2 separate regions of the Homo sapiens genome follow, and region 1 is linked to region 2. A link is an interaction called in ENCODE POLR2A ChIA-PET data of the cell type or tissue named here. Cell type or tissue: CD4-positive, alpha-beta T cell. All regions are shown on one strand. Each heading gives the region's core, and the rest is flanking DNA. Links, peaks and the distances in the headings are about the cores only.

The links. ChIA-PET counts read pairs that join two places held together with the same protein. Peaks named below come from ENCODE experiments on the same cell type or tissue, not always from the same donor. Only the 100,000 strongest peaks of a DNase experiment are listed, where the experiment ranks them.
Region 1: POLR2A ChIA-PET joins it to region 2 with 5 read pairs; 3 of 35 experiments call an interaction of 5 or more read pairs at or near these places.

Annotation. Positions count from the first base shown.
Region 1 is chr19:14,520,075-14,525,446 of GRCh38, reverse strand. It overlaps a transcript of DNAJB1 not described here. Among named protein-coding and RNA genes, the nearest start is that of DNAJB1, 4.4 kb to the right of the region's middle. RefSeq lists an enhancer at 5,027-5,372. In CD4-positive, alpha-beta T cell, for the core only: no CTCF peak of the experiment used is centred there; DNase peaks (open chromatin) are centred at 2,196 and 3,206; H3K27ac peaks cover 4,159 bases.
Region 2 is chr19:14,288,647-14,294,018 of GRCh38, reverse strand. No RefSeq gene overlaps it. Among named protein-coding and RNA genes, the nearest start is that of LINC01842, 42 kb to the left of the region's middle. In CD4-positive, alpha-beta T cell, for the core only: CTCF peaks have their summits at 4,732 and 4,935; a DNase peak (open chromatin) is centred at 5,068.

The DNA of each region.
Region 1 (5,372 bases), core at 171-5,170, 230 kb before region 2:
ATTTGTTTATCCATTCATCCATTGAAGGACAGTTAGGGTTTAACTGCTGTTGGTAATAACTAATAAAGCCTCAGCAAACATTCGCTCATGAGACTCCATCTCAAAAAAAAAAACAAAAAAAGTAGATTTTACCCTGCTGGTGTTGCTATGTTGATGAAATTGAGAGGAGCCAGGAAATGAACATTATAATAGTATCTTTTTTATTTTTATTTTTGAGATGGAGTCTCGCTCTGTCACCCAGGCTGGAGTGCAGTGGCGCAATCTCGGCTCACTGCAACCTCCACCTTCTGGGTTCAAGCGATTCTCCTGCATCAGCCTCCCGAATAGCTGGGTTACAGGTGTGCACCACCATGCCCAGCTAATTTTTGTGTTTTTAGTACAGACGGAATTTCACCATGTTGGTCAGGATGGTCTCCATCTCTTGACCTTGTGATCCTCCCGCCTCGGCCTCCCAAAGTGCTGGGATTACAGGCATGAGCCACCGCACCCAGCCATGAATTTTTATATATGAACAAAGGTTTTCATTTCACATGGGTATCCCACTGGGAGTGGGATTGTTGGCTCATATGGCTATAGCGCTTTTTGAAGGTCTTTTTTTTTTGAGAACGAGTCTCGCTCTGTTGTCCAGGCTGGAGTGCAGTGGCACCATCTCGGCTCATTGCAACCTCCACCTCCTAGGTTCAAGTGATTCTCCTGCCTCAGCCTCCCAAATAGCTGGGATTACAGGTGCACGCCACCATGCCTGACTAATTTTTGCATTTTTAATAGAGATGGGGTTTCACCATGTTGGCCAGGCTGGTCTCGAACTCCTGACTTCAAGGGATCCACCTGCCTCAGCCTCCCAAAGTGCTGAGATTACAGGCATGAGCCACCGCACCCAGCCTTGAAGATCTTTTCCAAATTTATTTGGATTTTTATTTATTTTTGAGACAGGGTCTCACTGTCTCTCAGGCTAGTGTGCAGTGGCACACTCATAGCTCACTGCAGCTTGGAATTCCTGAGCTCAAGTGATCCTCCCACCTCAGCCTCCCAAGTAGCTGGCACGTGCCACCATGCCCAGCTTATTTCTTTGTCATTCTTTGCAGATATGGGGTCTCACTATGTGGGCCAGGCTGATCTGGAACTCCTGGGCTCAAGTGATCCTCCTGCCTTGGCCTCCAAAAGTGCTGGGATTACAGATGTGAGCCACCGCACCTGGCCTGAAGGTCTTTTTTTCAACAGGTGAAGAGCTGAAGACAGGAGTAATGCAATTTTCTTAAAATTAAGGCTTTATGATCATCTGAGTCACATTATACACAAGCTGAGTGTCTACTGTAAGCACTCAGTATGCTAAACACTTCAGCATTTTACTCTCTGGGTGACCCTGGGGAAGTCACATGACCTCTCAGAATCTCCATCTCCCCACCTGTAAAATGGGTGTAATGATAGCCCAACCTCATAGGGCTGTTGTGACAAGTATATGAGTTAATATTCATCGAGTACTTGGAACAGGCTTGGCCATGTCAGTGTTAGATGTTATTATAGGCCAGACATGGTGGCTTATGCCTGTAATCCCAACACTTGGGGAGGCCAAGGCCGGCGGATCACCTGAGCTCAGGTGTTCGAGACCAACCTGAGCAACATGGCAAAACCCCATCTCTACCAAAACCATAATACAAAAAATTAGCCGGGCATGGTGGCAGGCACCTGTGATCCCAACTACTCAGGAGGCTGGGGCAGGAGGATCATTTGAACCTGGGAGGTGGAGGTTGCAGTGAGCCAAGATTGTGCCACTGTGCTCCAGCATGGGTGACAGTGTGAGACCCCATCTCAAAAAAAAAAAAAAACAAAAACAAGGCCGGGTGTAGGGTTCAACCCTTGTAATCCCAGCACTTTGGGAGGCCAAGGTGGGTGGATCATGAGATCAGGAGTTCGAGATTAGCCTGGCCAACATGGTGAAACCCAGTCTCTACTAAAAATACAAAAATTAGCCAGGTGTGGTGGTAGGCACCTATAATCCCAGCTACTCAGGAGGCTGAGGCAGAGAATCGCTTGAACCCAGGAGGCGGAAGTTGCAGTGAGCTGAGATCACACCACTGCACTCCAGCCTGGGTGACAGAGTGAGACTCCATCTCAAAAATAAAAATAAAAATGTTATTATAATGTTCATTTCCTGTTCACTTCCTGTTCATTTCCTCTCAATTTCATCCACATAGCAACACCAGCAGCGTAAAATCTACTCTTTTCTTTTCTTTTCTTTTCGAGACAGAGTCTGGCTCTGTTGCCCAGGCTGGAGTACAGTGGCGTGATCTTGGCTCACTGCAACCTCCACCTCCCAGGTTCAAGCGATTCTCCTGCCTCAGCCTCCCGAGTAGCTGGGAGTATGGGCACATGCCACCATGCCCAGCTAATTTTTGTGTTTTTAGTAGAGACACCACGTTGGACAGGCTGGTCTCAAACTCCTGACCTCAAGTGATCCACCCGCCTCAGCTTCCCAAAGTGCTGGGATTACAGGCATGAGCCACCGCACCCGGCCTAATCTACTCTTATCTCCAATTTATGGAGGACAGACCTAATGCTCCCAGAGATCAAGCAGGCTGTGGAAGATCACACACGTAGGAAATAAGGAAACAGTTGGTCCAGGATTTGAACTAAAGCAACTGTCCTCAGACTCACTTGCATAGTTCCTGTATCAGTCAGGATTTTACCAAAGACACAGAGCCAGAGCCAGTAGGAGTGTGTGTGTGTGTGTGTGTGTGTGTGTGTGTGTGTGTGTGTGTGTGTCTGTGTGTGTGTCTGTGTTTGTGTGCAGAGATTTATTTCAAGGAATTGGCTTACATGCTTGTGGGGGCTGGCTAGACAACACCAAAATCTGCTGGGTGGGCTAGCAGGCTGGAAACTTAGGCAGGAGCTGATGCTTTTTCTGCCGGGAAACCTCAGTGTTTGCTTTCAGTGTTGGCTTTTTTTTTTTTTTTTTTTTCTTCGAGACAGAGTCTTGCTCTGTCACCAGGCTGGAGTGCAGCGGCCTGATCTTGGCTCACTGCAACCTCTGCCTCCTGGGTTCAAGTAATTCTCCTGCCTCAGCCTCCCAAAGTGCTGGGATTACAGGCGTGACCCACCACACCCGGCCTCAGTGTTGGCTTTTTAAAGTCTCTAGACTGATTGGATGAGGCCCGCTTACATCCTCACATCCTTGAGGGTCATGTCCTGTTTTTAAAGTCAAGCAACTGTAGACGTGCTAACCTAACCGCATCAACATAATAACTTCACAGCAACACCTAGATTAGTGTTTAGTTGAATAACTAGGTTCTAGAGCTTAGCCACGCTGACACAACAAACAACTATAACAGCTTTTCCAAGTTAAGAGCCCAATATCTGCTGAAGTTGACGCAGAGGCCATTTTTTCAGTAATATTCTGAAGTTCTCAGTGAGTGTTCAGGTCACAGTACCATGTCCATTAGGAGAGAGTTACTGGGTTTGTTTGTTTGTTTAATTTCCTGGCTCCTAGAACTGATTAAAAAAAAAAAAATTAAAACTTCCCGAACTGGCTGGGCGTGGTGGCTCACGCCTGTAATCCCAGCACCTTGGGAGATCAAGGCGTGTTGATCACCTGAGGTCAGGAGTTCAAGACCAGCCTGGCCAACATGGTGAAACCCCATCTCTACTAAAACTACAAAAATTAGCCAGGCATGGTCGCAAGCACCTGTAGTCCTAGCTACTTGGGAGGCTAAGGCAGGAGAATCACTTGAACCCAGGAGGCGGAGGTTGCAGTGAGCTGAGATCGTGCCACTGCACTCCAGCCTGGGCTACAAGAGTGAAACTCCATCTCAAAACAAACAAACAAAACTTCCTGAACATGACCCAGGCTTACTCAAGGAGGGGAGAGTTCCCAGCTCTAACACTGACCCCAAGCACAAAGACATCCCTTCCGCAGTGTTTTTAGCAAAATGTTCCCCTCCAGTGTGTCAAGAAACTTTTATTATTATTATTATTATTATTATTATTATTATTTTGAAACTCTCACTCTGTCACCCAGTCTGGAGCACAGTGGCACGATCTTGGCTCACTGCAACCTCTGCCTCTCGGGTTGAAGCGAGTCTCATGCCTCAGCCTCCAGCGTAGCTGGGATTACAGGCACCTGCCACCGCACCCGACTAATTTTTGTATTTTTAGTAGAGACGGGGTTTCACCACGTTGGCCAGACTGGTCTCGAACTCCTGACCTCAGGTGATCCACCTGCCTCAGCCTCCCAAAGTGCTGGGATTATAGGCGTTGAGTCACCGTGCCTGGCCTATGGCAAGAAACTTTAGAACAACCAGAAAGGCCCACCCAGAGCCATGTTAAAGCCTTTGGAGGCTGCTGCACTTGTAATTCTAAATTAAATTTATATTATAAAATACTAGTTTATAAAGTCACAAGCTCTGAGTTTTTCCCCATAATGCTCCTGATAGTTATTTATATAATTTTTTTATGGGGAGGTTCAGGATCTCACTGTCATCCAGGCTGGAGAGCAGTGGCACAATCATAGCTGACTGCAGCCTCAAATTCCTGGGCTCAAGCTATCCTCCTACCTTGGTCCACTGAGTAGCTGGGACTACAGGCTCACATCATTGCACCCGGCTAATTTTTTTTATTTTTAATTTTTTGTATAGATGGGGTCTCACTATGTTGCCCAGGCTGGAACTCCTGGCCTCAAAAGATCCTCCCACCTCACCTTCCCAGAATGCTGGGATGACAGGCGTGAGCCACTGTGCCCAGCCTAGTAACTTTTTAAAAAATATCAAGTTCTCTCTCCCCATAATTGCTTCAGGACCCCTGCTCAAGTATGGTTCTCGATGTCTAGGGAATTTCAGCCCCATCCTCCCGGGTTGTCCAGTTCTAGTCCAGAGTTCTTGCTGATGCAGTTACCTCAGAGATCATTGAGTGGGCCAAGAGAACCAGATCTGCCTGCTGGATGCTCCTGATAGTTATTTATGTAACTATCCGCCATGATGCTCCTGATAGTTATTTATGTAACTTTTTTATGGGGAGGCTGAGGGTCTCACTGTCACCCAGGCTGGAGTGCAGTGGCACAATCATAGCTGCCTGCAGCCTCAAATTCCTGGGCTCAAGAGATCCTCCCGCCTCAGGAGGCAGGAGGATGGTCTTCTTCTTCAGGAGTCCCTGTCTGCCCAGGGGCAGCTGTCACTGGAATCTTTTAGCTGCCAGGAATGAGGTGATGGCTGAAGAGCCCACCACTAAGAAAATGGTTAGTCACCCCTTTGACAATGCTTCCTTTGTGCCATGCCTGCTCTGAGCACTTTGCAAATGTTGACTCATATAAACTTCAAAGCCCTCATGATGTGGGCACAACTGCTATCCTCATTCCTCATTGTGCAGATGAGGAAGCTAAG
Region 2 (5,372 bases), core at 92-5,091:
TCTGTATCCCAGGGAAGTAAAGTGCAGCTGGGTTCCTGGTTGCCAGGGCGACTGACAAAAAAAAAGACTTGGGGGGAGGAAAACACCCCGGGGCATGAAGGAGCAATTTGCTCTCAGGTCTGGGAGTCAGCACCGGAATCAGAATGTCCTAAGGAGGAAAGAAAACTGAGCGAGCCGGGCTTGGGCAGGCGGCAAACCTTCCCAAGGCCCCCTGCCAGCCATCCTAAGGGAGAGAGGGTAGGGGCGACCCCAGCTCTGTGTGGGAGGCGCCAACTCTAAGCCCACACCCCCGAGGCTGCCCCTCCCACCCGAAGAGTTTAGCACCCAGGGTCTGTGGGGGGGGGAGGCGGGGGCGGGGGCGGGGCTTCCCAACGGATTGCCTTTTTTTTTTTTTTTTTTTTTTAATTTCCAGTTCCGCCTTGGGACGAGGCCCTGGCTGGGGGAACCGCATCAGGCCTGACACCCATCCCATTCCCCCCTAAACCCAGAACGACATCCAACCTCATTCCGCAGCCCCTTCCCGACCTCGCCGCTCAGGCTATGATGGAAAGGTCCCTGGGAGTGGGGAGGAGGGCGAATTTAAACCCAGAGAGAGATCCTGTAGCCCAGTTCTCCTCGGTTCCCTAAACCTCCAGGAAAGCGGAGAAAGTCACATTGTGGTGGCAGCTGCAGGTTTTTTTTTTTTAATCTGTTAATAAAACGCAAGTGAATCAAATCCGCCCTAAGGGAAGGGGGGGGGGCGCGGCGAGGCAGGGGCCATGGTGTTTGCAGAAGTTGGAAATTTAATAAGAAGGAAAAATAAAAATAGCCACTGTGCTGGAGAGAGAGAGAGAGAAGGTTGGGAGAAGCAGGCAAGTGTGGGACTCCTGGCTGGGTGGAAACGTGCAGAGGGGGCTGGGGAAGGCGAGGGCACCCCTAGTCTGGAGGAGCAAGGGAGACACTGCTGGGGATACCAGGAGGGGAGTCTTTGGGGTGTCACCCAGAACAGTCCAGTTCCTTGGCAGATTTTTCACCAGCAATGAGCTGGGCACAGAGGTTGGGGTTTGGCCCTCTAAACACCTGGGTGTAGAGGTCCAGCCTCTGGTTACTTGGTCTTCACAGCGCCCCTCACCTTCTGAGCTACTCAAGAGATGGGGGACAGGAGCAGTACTGCCAAGAACAGTTGTGCAAGTTGCACACTGCACAAGCATACCAGACAGAAGCTAGAGCAGAAGCTGACGTCGTCTGTTCCCCTCACCACACATTGCATCTGCCCAGAGGAAGAGGTACCTTTTATTTATTTTATTTTATTTTATTTTATTTTATTTTATTTTATTTTATTTTATTTTATTTTATTTTATTTTTTGAGATGGAGTCTCACTGTTATTGCCTGGGCTGGAGTGCAATGGTGCGATCTTGGCTCACTGCAACCTCTGCCTCCCAGGTTCCAGCAATTCTCCTGCCTCAGCCTCCCGAGTAGCTGAGATTACAGGTGCCCGCCACCACGCCCAGCTAATTTTTGTATTTTTAATAGAGACGAGGTTTCACCATGTTGGCCAGGCTGGTCTCGAACTCCTGACCTCAGGTGAGCTGCCCACCTCAGCCTTTCAAAGTATTGGGATTACAGGCATGAGCCACGGCACCCAGCATGGAAGGGGTACCTTTTAAAGATCTACACAAGGCCGGGCGCCATGGCTCATGCCTGTAATCCCAGCACTTTGGGAGGCCAAGACAGAAGGATCACCCAGGACCTGAAGACCAGCCTAAGCAGCATAGGGAGGCCCCCATCTCTACAATAAATAAATAATGAGAAAATAAACACCTGGCTGGGCGTTGTGGCTCACGCCTGTAATCCCAATGCTTTGAGAGGCCCAGGCAGGCAGATTGCTTGAGCTCAGTTCAAGACCAGCTTGGGCAACATGGTGAATCCCTGTCTCTATGAAAAATACAAAAATTACCCAGGCATGGTGGCGCACAACTGTGGTCCCAGCTACTCAGGAGGCTGAGGTGGGAGGATCGCTGGAGTGGAGGCTGCAGTGAGCTGTGATCACGCCACTGCACACCAGCCTGTGTGACAGAGTGAGATCCAGCCTCAAAGAAAAAGGGAAAAGTCCACACAAAGTTGATAGTGAACCAGCTGCATCTCTGAACACATCCAGTGATACCCCCTCCACCCACCTCCAGGAAACCCAAGATTGCTGACCGGCCCAGCCAGAGCAGCTTTGAGCTGGCTGCAGCCTGTGGGGTCCTCTGGGAGCAGCTGAATGGAATTTGTTCATGCATTCACTCAACAAGTATTTACTGGGTGTTTATTTCATGCCAGGTGCCGTGCTGGGCAGTGAATGAATGAACCTTGCCCTGGGTTTAACACTCCAGTGGGATGAACAGACAAACCCCACAAGCACTGCATACGGTATGCAAAATGGGATGCATGCTATGGAGGGAAATACAGCTGGGAGGGGTGGGGGCGGGCAGGGGCCCTGGGTGCAATTTTTGCAAAGTCACCTCACTGAGGAGGGGACATTGCCGCAAACCCAGAAGCAGGCAAGGAGGAGTCACGTGGCTGGCTGAGGGAACAGCATTTTAGGCAGGGGGAACAGCCTGTGCAAAGCACTGAGACCTTGTTTTGTGAATTGAGTGCCTTGAAATATGCGTTGCTTGGCCCTAGTTAAGGTTCTGAAAGAGCCTTTAATTTTTTTTCCCCTAGACCTGGGTGGGGCGGCTCATGTCTGTAATCCTAACTACTCAAGAGGCTGAGGTGGAAGGATCGCTTAAATCCAGAAGGTTGAGGCTGCAGTGAGCCATGATCATACCACACGGCACTTCACCCTGGGTGACAGAGCAAGACTTTGTCTCAAAAACAAAAAACAAAAAAATCCAATTCTGGCCGGGCGCGGTGGCTCACGCCTGTAATCTCAGCACTTTGGGAGGCCGAGGCAGGTGGATCACAAGGTCAGGAGTTCAAGACCAGCCTGGCCAAGATGGTGAAACCCCGTCTCTACTAAAAATAAAAAAAAAATTAGCTGGGCATGGTGGCACGTGCCTGTAGTCCCAGCTACTCGGGAGGCTGAGGCAGGAGAATTCCTTGAACCTGGGAGGCGGAGGTTGCAGTGAGCCAAGATTGTGCACTGCACTCTAGCCTGGGTGACAGAGCGAGACTCCATCTCAAAAAAAAAAAAAATCCAATTCCAACCTATACAAGGCAGCAGCTGTGAGGTGACACAAGTATGAACCCCATTAAGTCCCCTCAAAAGCCAGAATCTTGGATTTCTTTCACAAGTGAATGACCCCCCCCCAATCTTGAAGGAAAATCATTCTAGCAGCAAATCCTAGACAGGACTTACTATCAGCCAGATATTGCCATCTGCCTTAACTGGTTTAATCCTGACAGTGAACCCCAATGATGTAGAAAATGTTACCACCATTTTTTTTTTTTAAATACGGAGTCTCGCTCTGTCCCCCAGGCTGGAGTGCAGTAGTGCAATCTCGGCTCACTGCAACCTCTGACTCCTGGGTTCAAGTGATTCTACTGCTTCAGCCTCCCAAGTAGCTGGGATTACAGGGGCACACCACCACACCTGGCTAATTTTTATATTTTTAGTAGAGATTTTTATATATTTGCCATGTTGGCCAGGCTGGTCTCGAAGTCCTGACCTCAGGTGATCTGCCTGCCGCAGCCTCCCAAAGTGCTGGGATTACAGGCATGAGCCACCATGCCCGGCTGTTATCACCATTTTACAGGTGGTGAAACCAAGACACAGAACAATGCAGTGGCTCCCACGTGTGGATAAGAAGTAGCTTGTGGATTTGAACCCAGGACACCTTGTCTGTGCATTGAGCCAGGCCGATCTGCACCCAGGCACCTGCCCAGGTAGATGCAGGGCCTGTGAGATTCTTCCAAGGCCTCCCATTTTGATGGGGTCCCCAGGCCTCCAGGCCTGCACTGGAGCTGGTCTGCTTCCAGGTGGAGCCAATGGAGGGTCCTGGTGCGGGGGAGTCGGCGTTGGCGGGTGATTGATGGTTTAATATCTCGCGCTGCGACCCGGGCCCCTCCTCGCCCACGCCTCTGCGGGCGGCCCCCAGTGAGAGGTGGAGATGGGATAATTCGGTTACCAAAAAGAGAATGAAAATTCCAGAGAGAGAAAGAGACAGAGAAAGAGGTGCAGACCAGGGAGTGAGCTGGGAGCTGATTTGGCAGGGCTGGGCTTGGATGGGAGGGAGGAGGCCGACTCTCAAATCCGGAATCCCTCTGGGGGCCTGGGGACTCACAGGTCCCAGCCGTCTTCAACTCCCATCTGACTTCCTGTCTTGAGAACAGAGACAGCAGATATGACAAGTGAGAGGTCACAGGCAGGGGCAAGGCCTCAGAGGAGAGGGAAGCATGTGGCCTCCGCCTGGGACAACTGCTGGCAGGTGAGGCCAAGGGGAGGTAGGGACTAGTGGAGTTGGGGTGGAGGGAACAGGAGACTCCAAGTTCCCAGCTCAGAGGCTTCTGGTCATCCTTGACTCGAGTCCTCTCTCTCTTTTTTTTTTTTTTTTAGATGGAGTCTTACTCTGTCTTCCAGGCTGGAGTGCAATGGCATAGTCTAGGCTCACTGCAACCTCCGCCTCCCGGGTTCGAGCAAGTCTGCTGTCTCAGCCTCCTGAGTAGCTGGGACTACAGGCGTGCAGCACCACACCTGGCTATTTTTTGTATTTTTGGTACAGACGGTGTTTCACTGTGTTGGCCAGGCTGGTCTCGAACTCCTGACCTCAAGTGATTCTCCCACCTTGGCCTCCCAAAGTGCTGGGATTACAGGCGTGAGCCACCGTGCCCCGCTGGAGTCCTCTCTTTTTTTCTCTTTCCATCCACGTTCAAACCTCGGACTTCATTTCTTCCCCACCTCCCCGGCCCTCACTTGGTCCAGCCCAGCATCCCTCACCTGGTCCAGCCCAGCATCCCTCACCTGGACTGTGCAGTTCCCTCTACCCTTGCTCAGGTCTCCAGCCTGGCCCTGAAGCCTGTTCCCTCCGCAGCCTCCAGAGGGCGCGAGCGAACACCTGATCAGGCCACGCCCCCTCCTCCCGCTCAGAACCGGGAAAGCTCCCACCTTGTGTTAATTTCCCATGGTTGCCGTCACTAGCTAGCATTTATTTAACGACGCAAATTATCCTACAGCTCTAGAGGTCAGAGATGTGGTTCAGGGTCTCACCTGCCTAAGACCAAGATGTCAGCAGGCTGCAGTCCTTTCTTGGAGGTTTTAGGGGATGATCTATTTTTTGCTCATTTAGGGGTGCAAGATTCAGTTCCCTGGGGTTGTAGAACTGAGGCCCTGTTTTCTTGCTGGTTGTCCATTCCCCGTTTCTAGAAGTTGCCTGCATTCCTTGGCTCGTGGGCCCTCCCTCCATTTTCA